Regions from separate parts of the Homo sapiens genome. Here regions 1 and 3 are each linked to region 2. Evidence: read pairs that join two places in POLR2A ChIA-PET (ENCODE). Cell type or tissue: GM12878. All regions are shown on one strand. Links, peaks and the distances in the headings refer to the core of each region. The heading gives the core; the rest is flanking DNA.

Region 1 (5,748 bases), core at 2,104-4,603, 400 kb before region 2:
CCCAAAGTGCTGAGATTACAGGCATGAGCCACCGTGCCTGGCCTCTGATAACAATATTTTCATCAACCAATCAAAGACATTATGTTCAATACATACTGTTGACTCCTTAACATTAAACCCATGGCTGGGTTTGGTGGCTCATGCCTGTAATTGCAGCACTTTGGGAGGCTGAGGCGAGAGGATCCCTTGAGCTCATGAGTGTGATACCAGCCTAGGCAACATAGTGAGACTTCATCTCTAAAAAAATTTAAATTTAAATTTAAAAAAATCATTGAACTCATGGCCAGCAGCATTATAACTCATGCTTGAATGAAGCTTATCTAACACACATCTTTTTTCCATCTTTTCTCCATCACAATTTTCTTGCACTTAAGAACTGTAGACAGAACTTCAGCAATACACTTGGGGGCCATTTTAACAGTGAAATCACCAATAAAAAGCACAGAAATGTAGAAAGCATGGCACTAAATAGACGACAACGAGGATACTTGTTACAGTATGAGAGCTAAAACAAGAAGGCAAAACATTGCCTTGTTCCACCTTGGCTAGGAACATGCATTTTGGGCAGCTCAAATGTTTTCCTCTTCTGTAGTGTCAAGCAATGAGTGAAAAAACATCATGAGTATTGATTTTGGGGTTACAAATAAATTTTGGCATGTAAGCAAATTCATAAATACAGAATCTGCAAATCATGAGAATAAATTATAGGTTAATGATTTTCACAATTCAGATAAAAAAATTGAAGATGAGAGAGGTTAAAGTCACTTACCCAAAGTTACTCTGATAATAAGTGATAGAGATGGGATTTAAACACACATCTGCCCAACACCAAAGCCAAATGCACTTGACCACTATTATCTTCTGAAGTCCTTTAATAAGGAACTAGTTAAACAAATTATGGTAGTAAAATTCTACGGAAAGCTACATAAGGTGATAAGTGGGTGATACTTTAGTATTACGTTCCTACTATTTAATAAGAGCTTCCAAAAGAGATCTTAGATGCTATATAAGTAATTTTCTATTTCTTTCTTTCTTGATTCTCACAGTTACCCAATGAAGTAGGTGCCATCAGAATTACCATTTAATGGATTAAAAAATTGAGGCTCAGGCTGGGTGCAGTGGCTCACGCCTGTAATCTCAACACTTTGGGAGGCTGAGGCAGGCGGATCACTTGACATCAGAAGTTCGAGGCCAGCCTGGCCAATGTGGTGAAACCCTGTCTCTACTAAAAATATGAAAAGGCAGGCATAGTGATGCATGCCTGTACTCCCAGCTACTTAGGACGCTGAGACAGGATAATCTCTTGAACCTGGGAGTCGGAGGTTACAGGGAGCCAAGATTGCATCATTGTACTCCAGCCTAGGCAACAAGAGCAAAACTCCGTCCCCCCCAAAAAAAAAGAAAAGAAAGAAAAAGAAAAACAAATAGAAGAAGAATCATTTCATTCTGTAGGTGTCTTATTACTAGCATGAAAAATCTTTCCTCAAAGACATTCTCACTCCCGCCAGCAGAACTGTTTTTATATATCATTAGCCGTAATTATGTCACATGCTCATGCCTAAACCTTGACTGGCTTAGACCAATGAAAATTCACCTCTTAGCGATAGGGAGGACCCAGATATCTGTATCTTAATAAAACTGGGATTCTGTTAGAAAGAAAAAAATGGGAGGAGGGGGCTGGCCATGGTGGCTCACACCTGTAATCCCAGCACTTTGGGAGGCCAAGGAGGGCAGATCATGAAATCAGGAGATCGAAACCATCCTGGCTAACATGGTAAAGCCCCGTCTCTACTAAAAATACAAAAAATTAGCCAGCCGTGGTGGCACGCGCCTGTAGTCTCAGCTACTGGGGAGGCTGAGGCAGGAGTGTTGCTTGAACAAGGGAGGCAGAGGTTGTAGTGAGCCGAGATCGTGCCACTGCACTCCAGCCTGGGCTACAGAGCGAGACTCCATCCCAAGGAAAAAAAAAAAAAAAAAGGAGGAGGGAACAATAGTTGGGTAGGCAAACAGCAAGTGTCTATCATACTGCCCAGTGCAGTGGCTCATGCCTGTAATCCCAGCACTTTTGGAGGCCAAGGTGGGGCAGATCACTTTAGGTCAGGAGCTCGAAACCAAGTTGGTCAACATGATGATATCCCATCTCTACTGCAAATACAAAAATGAGTCAGGTGTGGTGGCACATGCCTGTAGTCCCAGCTACTTGGGAGGCTAAGACAGGGGAATCTCTTGAACCCAGGGGGCAGAGGTTGCGGTGAGCCAAGATCACACCACTGCACTCCAGCCTGGGTGACAGAGCAAGACTCCATCTCAAAAAAAAAAGAAAGAAAGAAAATATACTGCATGGGTACTAATATCCTATACACATTATAGATGTCATTGATTAATAATGGTGCTCTTTAATGAGTCATATATTCAACATCACAAGTTTACTTTTTTTATAAGAATACTATAAATAACTTTCTCCCCAATTTACTTGGATGAAAGTTGACAACATTATGTCCCATTACCCACAAATACAGTATGTAATTAGAGTGTAATTCCTACAAATATAAATATTCTCCTACATAACCACAATACAATTATCAAAATCAGCAAATTAACACTGATACATTACTACCATCATTGTCCCTTTAATGCCCTTTGTAGCTATAGCATTCAACCCAAGATCGTATGTTGCATTTAGTTGTGTCCTTTTATCTGAAACAGTAGTTCCTCAATCTTTCCTTGACTTTCAATATCTTACACTTTTGAAGATTACAGGCCAATTATTTGGTAGAATATTCCTCAGGTTTGTCTGATGATTCTTCATGAATAGAGTCAAGTAATTTATTTTTGGCAAGATTATCACAGAAGTGATGCTGTGTTTTTCTCATTACATCCTATCAGGTGGTGCACAATTTCAATTTGTCCTGTTAGTGGTAATGTCAACTTTGATCACTTGATTAAGGTGGTATCTGCCAGGTTTCTCCACTGTAAAGTTACTTTTTCACTTTGAAATTATGAAGTATTTTGAGGGGAAGTATTTTGAGACTATACAAATATTCTGTTCCTCATCAAATTTTCACTCACTAGTTTTAGCGTCCACAATATTTCCTGGCTGGTTTTTTGTGGGTTTGTCTGTTTGTTTTGAGACAGAGTCTCACTCTGTCTCCCAGGCTAAAGTGCAGTGGCACGATCTCAGCTCACTGCAGGCTTTGCCCCTGGGCTCAAGGGATTCTCGTGTCTCAGCCTCCCAAGTAGCTGGGACTACTGGTGCACACCACCACACCAGGCTAATTTTTTGTATTTTTAGTAGAGATGGGGTTTCACCATATCAGCCAGGCTGGTCTTGAACTCCTGATCTCAAGAGATCTGCCCGCCTCAGCCCCACAAAGTGTTGGGATTACAGGCGTGAGCCACCGCGCCCAGATTCCTATTTTATATAATTCATTACTATATTATTTATTTTGATGCTCTTATTGTCCCGAATTTAATCCCATAGAGCTAGCTTCTGTGTTGTTTGACATGCTCCCATTATTCTTTGAATACTATCTTATTTTGGCACAATATATTGTTCCAAGCTTATCTTGTACTTTTCATATCCCAGACCTGGAATAAGCTGTATTTCCCAGCATCCTTGAAATCTTTTAACAGAGTACCATATAGAAACCAAGATATCGGCTGGGCAGTGCGGCTCACACCTGTAATCTCAGCCCTCTGGGAGGCCGAGGTGGGTGAATCGCTTGAGTCCAGAAGTTGAAGGCCAGCCTGAGTAACATGGCGAAACCTACAAAACAAAAACAAAAACAAAAAAACAGAAACCAAGATAAGGGCACTTGGTGTGCTCATTGATATTGGGTTGTTGCTGCTCCCAGACCGTATATGAGCTAAAGGATATATATCTGCTATAGTCTGAACATATGTGTCCTCTCAAAATTCGTATGTTGAGGCTCAGCACGGTGGCTCATGCCTGTAGTCCCAGCACTTTGGGAGGCTGAGGCAGGCGGATCACTTGAAGTCAGGAGTTCGAGACCACCCTGGCCAACATGGTGAAACCCCATCTCTACTAAAAAATACAAAAAGTAGCCAGGCATGGTGGTGTGCATCTGTAGTCTCAGCTACTCAGGAGGTTGAGGCATGAGAATCACTTGAACCTGGGAGGCAGAGGTTGCAATGAACCGAGATCGCCACTGCACTCCAGCCTAGGCAACAGAGAAAGACTCTATCCCAAAAAAAAAAAAAAAAAGTATATGTGGAAATGCTACCCCTAAGGTCATGGTATTAAGAGGTGGGGCTGGGTGTGGTTACTCATGCCTATAATCCCAGTGACTCAGGAGGCTGAGGTGGGAAGATGGCTTGAGGCTGGGAGTTCAAGATGAGCTGGGCAACATAGCAAGACTCTGTATCTAAAAAGCAAAAAAATTAGGCCCAACGCAGTGGCTCATGCCTGTAGTCCTAGCACTTTGGGGGGCTCAGGCAGATGAATTGCTTGAGCCCAGGAGTTTGGGACCAGCCTGGGCAACGTGACAAAACCCTGTGTCTACAAAAAAATACAAAAATTAGCCAGGCATGGTCGTGTACACATATAGTTTCAGCTACTCAGAAGGCTGAGGCAGGAGAATTGCTTCAATTCAAGAGGTTGAGGCTACAGTGAGCCATGATCACGCCCCTGCACTCTAGCCTGGGTAATGAAGCAGGACTCTATTGGGAATAAATAAATAAATAAATAAATAAATAAATAAATACAAATTTTAAAAAATTAACCAGGCAAGGTGGCTCATACTTGTAGTCCCAGGTACTTAGGAGGCTAAGGTGGGAGGATCACTTGATCCCAGGAGTTTGAGGCTGCAATGAGCTGATTGCACCACTGCACTCCAGCCTGGGCAACAGAGTGAGACCCTGTCTCTAAAAAAAACACAAATGACAGAGCCCTTGAGAATGGAATTAGTGCCCTTATAAAGGAGGCCTGAGGGAGTTTTTTGCCCTTCTGCTGTGTGAGGACATATAGAAGGTGCCATTTCTGAGGAACAGGGCCCCTTGCCAGATGTCAAATCTGCTGGCATCTTGATCTTGGGCTAGGAAGCCTCTAGAACTGTGAGTAATAAATTTCTGTTTTTTATAAATTACCCAGTATCAGGTGTTTTGCTGTAGCTTCCCAAACACATTAAGACAGTGTCTCTTATACATTTAAATTTAAATAAATCACAACACTTAAGCTAGAGCCTTGCTACTCCACAGACCAGTATCATCAGTATCATCTGGGATCCTATCAGCAATACATGACCGGGCGCGGTGGCTTACACCTGTAATCCCAGCACTTTGGGAAACCGAGGCGAGCAGATCACATGAGGTCAGGAGTTCCAGACCAGCCTAGCCAACATGGTAAAACCTCGTCTCTACTAAAAATACAAAAATTAGCTGGGCGTAGTGGCATGCGCATGTAATCCCAGCTACTTGGGAGGCTGAGGCAGGAGAATTGCTTGAACCCGGGAGGCAGAGGTTGCAGTGAGCCAAGGTAGTGCCACTGCACTCCAGCCTCGGCGATAGAGCAAGACTCTGTCAAAAGAAAGAAAGAAAGAGAGAGAGAGAGAGAGAGAGAGGGAGGGAGGGAGGCAAGGAAGGAAGGAAGGGAGGGAGGGAGGGAGGGAAGGAATCTCGTCCCACACCCTAGACCTACTGAATCAGACTCTGCATTTAACAAGATCCTCCCAGGAGATTCATCTTCATATTAAAATTTGAAAAGGATTGAGGGCTGGGAGCGGTGGCTCA
Region 2 (5,748 bases), core at 2,059-4,558:
GAGAATCACTTGAACCCGAGAGGTGGAGGTTGCAGTAAGCCAAGATCGTGCCACTCCAGCCTAACAGCCTAACTGACAGAGCAAGACTCTGTCTCAAAAGAAAAAAAAAAAAGAAAAAAAAAAGAAAAGGGGACTTTGTAACTATCATTTATTGAGTACCCACCTGTGTTAGGCATGATGCCTAGTACTTTACAACCACTATCTTAAAACAACTTGATGAACAGAAGTTCTTCCCATTTCACAGATGAGAAAACAAAGGTTTTGAGAGTAACTTGCTTAAACTTACCAATTACACAACTAGTAAATTACAGAGCAGGAGTCAAAATGTAGGCTTCTTTTCTTTTCTTCTTTTTTGAGACAGAGTTTTGCTCTTGTTGCCCAGGCTGGAGTGCAATGGCACAGTCTCGGCTCACTGCAACCTCCGCCTCCTGGGTTCAAGTGATTCTCCTGCCTCAGCCTCCCAAATAGCTGGGATTACAGGCACCTGCCACTGTGCCTAGTTAATTTTTGTAATTTTTTAGTAGAGATGGGGTTTCACCATGTTGGCCAGGGTGGTCTCGAACTCCTGACCTCAGGTGATTCACCTGCCTTGGCCTACTAAAGTGCTGGGATTACAGGCATGAGCCACTGTACCTGGCCTACAGGCCTATTTTCAAGTTTTGTTGTTTTTGTTTAAAACATCACTCCCTGGCTCTCTAGCATTTTGAATTCTTTGCCTGTTCTGTACAACAAGGACACCACAGTCCCATTGTAGTGTTATCCACCAATGTACCAATAGGGTTCTAAAAGTGAATTCTCAAATACTAGAACACCAAGGAATTTTTTTGTTATTTAAAAAATTGAGTCAGTTCAGTGCTACTTTATTTCAACCTTACCAGTAACTCTCAAAATTAATTGGCCACAAAAACTGAACTCCATCTGCAAAACAACAGTTTCTCAATTTTCCTTACCAAACCATCTCTTCTATAGTTGTTTTCTACCTTACTAGGCTGAACATAAAAAATATATTGCCAGTAGGACCTCTTAAAAGTTCCTCAAAGTTACTAATTCCCAAATATTAAACCACGGGGAACAGAGAAAGGCATGGTAAAGTATGTTGAATCTCTTTTAAATCTACTGCCTGGTTTTCTCTACTATCGCTGGACTGCCTGACTTTTTAAAGTCCCTGGACAAATTCTTCTTTTCGTAACTGTTTAAATGCATATTACAGATCCCTTGGGCCATGCACTAATGCACAAATGAAATCTAGGAGGGGCACTGCTGCCAGTGTTAGGTTCTGACACTTGCAAAAGCAGTTAACTTTTGTTAAAAAAAAAAAATTAACGATGATGGAGGAGGAGGAACAGGAGGAGGAAGAGAAAAAAATAGCAAAAGGCAAAGTCCAAATGACAATTTAAGGACCTGTCAAAGAAAAGGGAAAAGAGAAAGCAAGTAGAAGTCACTGTCCTTAATTACCTCACAATTTTTCACCCATCCAGTGTTCTCTGTTTCCTAGTCTTTTCCCCTTACAGAATCACTACAGAATTGTAACACCATTACAGATGAAAAATTCACTCTACTGGTTTCTTGCAAATTTAATTTATTAAGCTTTCTTGATGTCCAATCCAATGTTTAACAGTTCAAATTCACTAAATGCACATTTTAAAGTAAATTTATGAAGACGCAATGATCCACAGCTCTTGGGGAGCTGGGGACAAAGAGATCACACAGTAGTATTTTGCAGTACTCTAGAGTGGGATGTGAAATAACAATAATTCCAAACATTTTAGTTAGGGTTTAGAAAAAGAGGAAAATAACCTAATCAAAATGATCCAAGAGTAAATTTAACTTTCATATGTGTTTTAAATGTATCAGAGAAAAGAAGTTAAGATTCATTATATATTTGCTCCAGCATAGAACGGACATTGCAGTATAATCCTACACTTGTTCCCTGGATTGCTTTTAGGTTTTGGTCGAGCTAGGTCCTATAATCTACCCCAGTGGCAACTCAGGACCCAGGAAAACAAGGGAAAAAGGAAAAACTTTTAACCACCGGCTTTACTACTAAAGGCAAAATTTCTCTGCAATGATTGGAAGGAAAGCTAGAATTCTGAGGGTCTTTTGTTTTCTCACACAGTAAGACAGCTAGAAAAGCTGTATGTAAATCCTGCAGACTTCCTAAGTCATCAGGGGACCCTAGACACCACAGGTCCAACCCTTCAAATGTCTAAGTATTGGGGATTACGGTTTCTGAAAGGAAGGTGGCTGAAGATATTCAATAACAAACTTTCTACCAAAACAAGGAAACATGGTCCATTTTGTTCTTTTTGTCAAACAAGAAAGGGAAAATGATGAGGAGGCATGGATGTGTCCTTATTCACCATTAAGAAGACAAAGGGTGAGACATAACAGCTCTGAAAAGGGAGACGACCAGTTACAAGTGAAACACTATTACTAACAAGATTAGTCAGGTATTAGAAGAAATGAGGCTTGCAACTCAACAAAGGGCAGAAAAGTATAGACATGTCTTTTTTCTAAATGAGACTGTCCTTGGGTGGGCAGGGTAATGTTTCTTGAAAGTCAATGTAATTTGTAAGGCCGGATGCAGTGGCTCACGCCTGTAATCCCAGCACTTTGGGAGGCTGAGGAGGGTGGATCACGAGGTCAGGAGTTCAAGACCAGCCTAGTCAAGATGGTGAAACCCCATCTCTACTAAAAATACAAACATTAGCTGGGCATGGTGGCCGGCACCTGTAATCCCAGCTACTCGGGAGGCTGAGGCAGAGAACTGCTTGAACCCGGGAGGTGGAGGTTGTAGTGAGCCGAGATCGCGCCACTGCACTCCAGCCTGGGCAATAGAACGGGACATTATCTCAAAAAAAAAAAAAAAAAAGTCAGTGTAATTTACAACAGCAGTTTCTAAATATTAAAAAAATCCTTCACACATGTTATATGTCTTACTTTTAAAAAGTTGGATCTCAGCCATACTCTAGAGTACTTGGGTTTCAAAAGTCAGAAAGGAAAATAAAAATAAGGACTCATCGATGGAGTACTGATAAGCTGCAATGTCCTTTGAGTAACTCAAGACCAAAAACCAAAAGATAATGCCAGGAGAAAAACAGGGAAGTGGCTAAATGACAAAGTATCTGAACTTCTGCTTAAGACAAAGGACACAATTACGCAAAAAGCTATGCACGGGAAGATAACATGGCAGGAATGAAAACAGCTATCAATAAGGATAGTAATATTGTGGGTGATTTTTTTCTTTTTGAAAATTTTCTTAAATTATGTTATTATACTGTGTTTTCAGTTTTTAAAAAGGACCGAAAAGTGGGGAGGGGCAGTACAGGAAAACACACCGTGGGAACAGAGTCAAGCACACAGATGGTTTGCGTAAGCTAAATTTTCAGACATCTGCCTTTGTGCAAGACTGGAAAAAGTAGAGCTGCTGTCAACAAGTTCTCTGCAGTGAGAGAGGGGTGGAGCCTGAGAGAAAGTGAACCGTGAAGAAACCAACAATCCGAAGCCACAGGGCTGAAGAACAAATAATTTCTTAGATTAAGTTCCTCATTTATGAGCTACCCCTCTTCCCAAAATGCTTTGCCATCGGCAATGTCTACTACTCAAATAAGGAGACCTTAAGCTGCCCATATGTCTCCACTTAAGTGACTGAGGTTCTCTGTCAGTAGCACTACTTAGCTCTATGCAAGATATCCCATCTCTGTGGGCAAGATATCCCATCTCTGTGGGAGATGAGATATGGTACAATATACTGTATAAAAATCTGGGTGAGATGCAAATGGCCCCAAACCTCCCTTCATTTTCCAATTCCAAATAAAAAAAAGCTTATCATGTACAGAAAACTCATGTAAAAGCAAAGACAATACAGTTGTTCATCTGCTCTACTGCCTTGCTTTGATATATGTTTAACTTTATTTCTGTTTAGTTAAATGAATACTCCTAGGCCTATATTGTTTGCTCTTGCATGTAAGGCAATGAAGGGAAATTGCCATTCACACTGCTTTATATAGTGCCCAGTGTAACGCTATATACACAGTGCTTAATGAATGTGATCTGAAAATGGCAATAGGGAAGCTGAAGACTCAAGAACACTTTGGAAGATAAGAAAGTATGGAAGATATTACAAAACCTCTTCTCTGGTACATGTGAAGAACGGGAAGGTAACATGGCAGGAATGGAAATGGCCCTAAGTAAGGAACTTAACATTGTGGGTAATTTTTTCTCTTTTTGAAAATTTTCTTTAATGATATTATTCTGTGTTTTCAATTTTTATAAAGGACCAAAGTGATTCTGGGGTGGGGGGTAGGGCAGCTCTTCTGGCAGGTGAGAAAGCCCACATTTGTCATACAAACCACAGGAAAGGCCTTATTTGTTCTTGTTTGCAGCCTTTAATCAGGCCTCATGCTAGGGGGAACTTCTTCCACTTGAAAAATTTACTTGCAAAGTTCTATCTGGTGTTCTGTCTTGAACTTCCCTTTTCTGAGAAGTTGGGTGTATTGTATGGGATACTCCCATACATCTACCTTCTGGGCAAACTGACTACAAAAGATGTGGGAAATCTCTTGTTCAGGCACAGTAGCCTCTCTTAGGTCCTATATAAGCTCCTCTTCCTGAATTCTCAGTCAGTTAATTCCACATAGTTCACAGGACCCACATTTTCCTGTTGGTGACAGCAAAAGCTACAACAGACCAAATTATAATTTAATCAACTAGATACAGATTTTAACTCAAAGGTGTAATACATGCAAAACAGAGGAAGGTGCCTATTCTTTCTGTACTCATATAATCTAACTGAGGTTTTAAAATGTGGATGTCAGAACCTATTCTAGCCGGGCAGGGTGGCTCACACCTGTAATCCCAGCACTTCGGGAGGCCGAGGTGGGTGGATGGCCTGAGGTCGGGAGTTCAAGACCAGCCTGACCAACATGGTGAAACCCCATCTCTACTAAAAATACAAAATTAGCCGGGCGTGGTGGCACATGCCTGTAATCCCAGCTACCTGGGAGGCTGAGGCAGGGGAATCACTTGAACCCGGGAGGCGGAGGTTACAGTGAGCCAAGATTGTGCCATTGCACTCCAGCCTGGGCAACAAGAGCAAAACTCTGTCTCAAAAAAAAAAAAAAAAAACAAAACCCTATTCTAAGGACCCAGATTACCAAATCTTTTTTTTTTTTTTTTTTTTTTTCAAAGAGACAGAGTCTCGCTCATTGCCCAGGCTGGAGTGCAGTGGTGCATTCTCAGCTCACTGCAACCTCCACCTCACGGGTTCTAGCAATTCTCCTGCCTCTGCCTCCCGAGTAGCTGGGATTACAGGCGCATGCCACCATGCCCAGCTAATTTTTGGTATTTTAGTAGAGACAAGGTTTCACCATGTTGCCCAGGCTGGTCTCAAACTCTTGAGTTCAGGCAATCCACCCACCTCGGCCTCCCAAAGTGCTAGGATTACAGGTGTGAACCACCGTGCCTGGCCGTTAATTTTTTCTGAAGGTGTTCTAGTTGATTCTGAAACTCAGTTTGGTTTGAAAACTTTTCAAGAATACATCACAGATTTTCATTCAACAGGTATTTGTTGAGAGCTTATTATGTAGCAGGTCCCATTCAAGGCACTGGAATACAGCAATGAACTTTTATAAAAGCCAGGGAATCGGCCAGGCACGGTGGCTCACGCCTGTAATCCCAGCACTCTGGGAGGCCAAGACGGGCAGATCACGAGGTTAGGAGATCGAGACCATTCTGGCTAACATGGTG
Region 3 (5,748 bases), core at 2,104-4,603, 110 kb after region 2:
CAGGTGATCTACCAGCCTCGGCCTCCCAAAGTGCTGAGATTACAGGTGTAAGCCACTGTGCTCAGCTGCAACTGTTTATACTTAAGGCCTCTTGTGTGTTTTCATTCTTCTTTTGTTATTTATTTATATATAGTTTTTATGTAGTTGTAATCAGAGCGTATATGTAAGTTTTGCTCATTTTTCAAATTTGGCAAGGAATGGACTATTCTCTTCTTGTGCCGCAACTGTACCTATTATACACATTTTCTCTATTACTGTACTTACCACACTGTATTTCAATCATTTTACTTATAAATCTGTCTTTCTAGGCTTTGAGCATTTGAGGATAAAAGCTATCTTCTGTTTTTTTTGACATGGGGTCTCGCTCTGTTGCCCAGGTGAGGGTGCAGTGGTGCTATCACAGCTCATTGCAGCCTTGAATTCCTGGACTCAAGGGATCCTCCCACCTTAGCCTCCTGAGTAGCTGGAATCACCATACCCAGCTAATTTTTTAAATTTCTGGTAGAGATGGAGTCTCCCTATGCTGCTTAGGCTGATCTTGAAGTCCTGCACCCAAGTGATCCTCCTGCCTTGGCCTCCCAAAGTGCTGGGATTATAGGCGTGAGCCTGGCCCTGTTTTTCCTTTAAGTAATGTTTGAATAAATGAATGATGGCTATAAAATTTTGTTCTACCCATTTGTTTCAAGAAATTTTAAAATTTCTTTCTTAACTGCTTCATTGACCTGCTGGTCATTCAGGAGCATACTGTTTAATTTCCATGTATTTATATAGTTTCCACAGGTCCTCTTGTTACTGATTTCTAGTTTTATTCCATTGTGGTCAGAGAAGATACTTGATTTCAATTTTTTTTGGTTTTCCAGTTTTTTCTTTTCTTTTTTTGAGACAGTCTTACCCTACTGCCCAGGCTGGAGTACAGTGGCATGATCTCAGCTCACTGCAACTTCCCCCAGGTTCAAGCGATCCTTGTGCCTCAGCCTCCCGAGCAGCTGGGATCACAGGTGTGCACCACCACACCCAGATAATTTTTGTGTTTTTAGTAGAGACAGAGTTTTACCATGTTGGCCAGGCTGGTCTTGAACTCCTGGCCTCAGGTGATCCACCTGCCTCGGCCTCCCAAAGTGCTGGGATTACAGGTGTAAGCCACAGAGCCCAGCCATTTTTTTCTTTTACTTTGTTAAGACTGGTTTTGTGGTCTAACATATGGTCTGTTCTTGAGAATGCTCCATATGCTGAGAAAAAATGTGTATTCTGTAGCCATTGGAAGAAATGTTCTGTAAATATCTATTAGTTCCATTTGGTCTATAGTGCAGATTAGGTCTGCTGTTTCTTTGATTTTCTGTCTGGATGATCTTTCCAATATTGAAAGTGGAATGATGAAGTATCCAACTATTATTGTATTGGGGTTCATCTCTCTCTTTCACTCTAATAATATTTGCTTTATATATCTGAGTGCTCCAATGTTGGGTGCATATATATTTACAATTGTTATATCCTCTTGCTGAATTAATTCCTTTATCATTATATAATAGTCCTCTTTGTCTCTATAGTTTTTGTCTTGAAATCTATTTTATCTGATATAAGTATAGCTACCCTTGCTCTTTTTTGGTTTCCATTGGCATGGAATATCTTTTTCCATTCCTTTATCTTTAGTCTATATGTGTCTTTATAGGTGAAGTGTGTTTCTTATAGGCAACAGATCATTAGATCTTGTTTTTTCTCTATTTGGTTATTCTATGTCTTTTGATTGCAGAGTTTAGTCCATTTACATTCAATGTTAATATTGATAAGTAAGGACTTACTGTTGTCATTTTGTTATTTGTTTTCTGTTTTTTTTTCCTTCCTTCCTTCCTTCCTTCCTTCTTTCCTTCCTCCCTCCCTCCCTTCCTTCCCTCCCTCTCTTTCCCTCCTTCCCTCCCTCCCTACTTCCCTCCCTTCCTTCTTTCCTCCCTCCCTTTCTCCTTCCCTCCCTCCCTCCCTTTCTCCTTCCCTCCCTCCCTCTCTCCCTCCCTTCCTTCCTTCCCTCCCTCCCTTTCTCCTTCCCTCCCTCCCTCCCTTTCTCCTTCCCTCCCTCCCTCTCTCCCTCCCTTCCTTCCTTCCCTCCCTCCCTGCCTCCTTCCCTCCCTCCCTCCCTGCCTCCTTCCCTTCCTACCCTCCCTTTTTTGAAAGTTATTTTCTTTGATGTTATGTTTTAATGTCTTGCTTTATGTTTTTTGTGTATCTATTGTAGGTTTTTTGCTTTGAGGTTACCCATGAAGGTTGCAAATAATATCTTGTAACCCGTTATTTTAAACTGATGACAAATTAACTTGATATAATATTTTTTAAATATCAGAAACACAATAGAAAAATACACAAAAGAAGTTAAATGACTTTCACAGAAGAAAAAGATATACAAATGGCTCCTCAACATTTGAAAAAAATATTCAATAGTTCTCATATCTAATACATTGTTTTTACCTCTCAAACAGGCAAAGATAAAAATAAGTCTGATATCACATTGAATTGGCAGGTAACAAAGAAATGATGAATGCTTGACGTGATTGAAACCCCATTTACCCTGGTGTGATTATTACACATTGTATGCCAGTATCAAAATACCTCATTTATCCCATAAATATATATACCTACTATGTATACATAAATATTAAAAATCTAAAAATATTATAGAACACATTATGTATTATAGAAAATAGCTCTTTGTCATGTGTTGAAAGTCTTTTTCCCAACCTGTGGTTTTGACTTTGTTTATAAGATCTTTTAATGTAGATTTTTTGACTTTATGTACTTGAATTTAGCAATGTTTTCTTTTATTGTTTCTGGGTTTTGTGTCATAAAAAGATCCTCCCTACTCTAAGATTATAAAAAAATTCTCCTACATGATCTTCCTTGTGGTGTCAAATTTTTTACACTTAATTCTCAGATCCATCTATATTTTGTCACAGAGTGAGGTAGAGAGGCAACTTAATTTTTTTCCATTCATTTAATATTAATTATACAATTTCTCATGGAACTATATAGTTTTAATTAAGTTTTTCACTTTAATGGCTTCACTATATTACCATAGTTTACTTAACCATTCCCTCCTCTCATTACTAAAATATTCATTAAAATTTTAGTACATATCCTTTTTAAAAAATATAATTTCCTCAGAGGAAATATTCAAGAGTTAGATTTCTGGGTCAAAGCATTTGATCATTATTATAACTCTTGACTAAAATGTCAGATTGCCAGGATCAAGTCAATCTATAATCTTTACAACCAATCATCAGGTAAGATGCATATATGACTATGGTATATGAAACCTTTCCAAACAGAAATTCCCACTAGGCATTATTCAAATCTAAGCAGGTTTATAATCCAGAATCAGAAAAACTGCATCACACTTCTACAGAATCTGACTAGCCTAAGAACTGCTGTTATTTCTTTGGGGCAAAAAGAATAAGTGGACAGATTCTTTTGGAGCAAAGGGCATTTCAGAAGAACTCTGTTGGAAAACCCTAAAACAAAAACAACAACAAAAAAAACTTAGCCAAAACGGCATTGCACTGGACTCAGAAGAAGACCATAGCATTCAAATTCAAGGTTGTATTTCATTGTTCACATTGGTCCTTTCCCTTCCCAAGAACAGTTTCCCTTTCACCCACATTCTTTCCAGATACCTTAAGGATCTAACCATCATCTGACACTTCGTAGTCAGGTTCCTCCATGAGCAGTCTTCTGCTCAGCTCCTGGACCAGGCCCTGCAAATTCAGTTCAAGTAAGACCAGGAAGTAAGATGTTGATCCAAAGTGGAATTTCCAGCCCCAGCTCATGCATGATAGGAGGGCACTTCCTCATGCAAATGCACCTAGTGCAGCTAGAGCAGATTTTCAGCTTCTTTGGAGCTGTGTCTCTCTCTATAATTTATTGAAATTCATATACTGTTTATAGCCCTTTCTTCTCTTTCCCTTGTCCCTGCTGCCTCCTGGGCTCTCCTTAAAGAAACATTTTACCCTATCTCTACTAAAAATACAAAAAAATTAGCTAGGCGTGGTGGTGGGCGACTGTAGTCACAGGAGAATGGCGTGAACCCAGGAGGCGGGGCTTGCAGTGAGCTGAGATCACGCCACTGCACTCCAGCCTGGGCGATAGAGCAAGACTTCGTCTCAAAAAAAAAAAAAAAAAGGAAGCATTTTAGGAGACAGGTTTCTTTTGAAAGAATTATTATTATTAATAATTTTATTATTTATAAATTTTATAATGCCTCTTCTGAAAATTTGGTACAGTGTCATGGTATGAATGCTTATATGACCAGAGATGTGAGTCACAACCCTGGGGTGGATTCCAAGTACATATCTGACAGGCAAAATGGCATGGTGAGCATAGCCTTGGAAATCAGACTTGAACTTTATCACTTAATAGATGTGTGATCCTAAGCAAATCCCTTAAATATATCACCACGTTAGAGAGGCCCTTCTTGAACATCCTTTATCTAAATGATAAATCTTATCATCGTTTTTCCATTTGAATTTTTCATAACATTATCATATTCTGTAATTGAATATTTATGTTTTTTATTGTGTCTTCCCCGATGGACTGTAAATTCCATAAGGGCAGAGTTTGCTTTGTTCATCACTGAATACCCATTGCCTAGTGCTCTGTGCCTGCCACAGAGTAGACTTAAATAATTGTGGAATAAATAAGCTCAGTTTTCTCAAAACTCAGAAAACAAGAATATCTCTTCTAGAACAGGGATAAATACTACTGACATCAGAAATGTAATGTGAAATAACGTACGTACTAACATTTGTTTTTACTAACCAGGCACATGGTAGTGCTCAAGAAATGTTAGCCATCTTTTCAGTTATTTGTGGTTTTAACAGCAAGTCATGGCCTTTGTAACTCTACTTTTCTAATTATAAAGTGAGAGGAAAAATTACTACCGCTTTTCTACTGCCAAAGCACACTGTTGAGATTACAGAAAATATACAAAAGGCATTAGGAGTGACTCAGCAGACAGGATCCACTGAGATTAAGAATTTGTTAAATTTACAACTCTCATGACATTTGTCTTAACCGGGGTCATCCATTGCTCTCTACAAGGTTAACACTTCTTGCCTAATAGCTTTGAAATTACAGCTTCACCAGGACTTTACATTCAGCACTAAGAAAATAGACATCTTAGGCTGGGCGTGGTGGCTCATGCCTATAATCTCAGCACTTTGGGAGGCCGAGGAGGGCGGATCACTTGAGGTCAGGAGTTCAAGACCAGCCTGGCCAACATAGTGAAACCCATTCTCTACTAAAAATACAAAAATTAGCCAGGTGTGGTGGCAAGCACCTGTAGTCCCAGCTACTTGGGAGGCTGAGGCAGGAGAATCACTTGAACCTGGGAGGCAGAGGTTGCAGTGAGCCAAGATCATGCCACTGCACTCCAGCCTAGGTGACGCAACAGAGTGAGACTCTGTCTCAAAAAAAAAAAAAAAGTAAGAAAATAGACATCTTAGATAGCAAACTAGGGTTGAGAAAGATTGTGCTTGAGTACAATAGTGGCAGCACTCTAGAAATTCACGGAAAGAAAGGAAAAAATTAATCTGGCTATAAAACACCCCAGTAATATCCAATTTCCAGTGATAGATACCATCTTACTGGTGGCAGCAGTGGGCTATCCATTGTAGCTGCCAGCTGTAGTGGGGAGGCATGGGTGGTGGCAGCAGGAGCAGCTATGGGAGCAGCAGTGGTGGCGGTGGGACCCCTGTGGCCCATGTC

Evidence for each region. Peaks named below come from ENCODE experiments on the same cell type or tissue, not always from the same donor. Only the 100,000 strongest peaks of a DNase experiment are listed, where the experiment ranks them.
Region 1: POLR2A ChIA-PET joins it to region 2 with 6 read pairs; 2 of 35 experiments call an interaction of 5 or more read pairs at or near these places.
Region 3: POLR2A ChIA-PET joins it to region 2 with 6 read pairs; 4 of 35 experiments call an interaction of 5 or more read pairs at or near these places.

Annotation. Positions count from the first base shown.
Region 1 is chr17:29,321,906-29,327,653 of GRCh38, forward strand. No RefSeq gene overlaps it. Among named protein-coding and RNA genes, the nearest start is that of NUFIP2, 31 kb to the left of the region's middle. In GM12878, for the core only: no CTCF peak of the experiment used is centred there; no DNase peak of the experiment used is centred there.
Region 2 is chr17:29,719,420-29,725,167 of GRCh38, forward strand. All of the region lies in intron 3 of SSH2 (slingshot protein phosphatase 2), which reads right to left. Among named protein-coding and RNA genes, the nearest start is that of SSH2-AS1, 83 kb to the left of the region's middle. RefSeq lists a silencer at 4,258-4,357. In GM12878, for the core only: no CTCF peak of the experiment used is centred there; DNase peaks (open chromatin) are centred at 2,413, 3,452, 3,915 and 4,462; H3K4me3 peaks cover 1,110 bases; H3K27ac peaks cover 2,500 bases.
Region 3 is chr17:29,831,812-29,837,559 of GRCh38, forward strand. All of the region lies in intron 2 of SSH2 (slingshot protein phosphatase 2), which reads right to left. It overlaps LOC124900390 (a long non-coding RNA gene), which reads right to left and starts at 3,992. Exons shown (of 2, transcript XR_007065694.1): 1 at 3,660-3,992. In GM12878, for the core only: no CTCF peak of the experiment used is centred there; no DNase peak of the experiment used is centred there.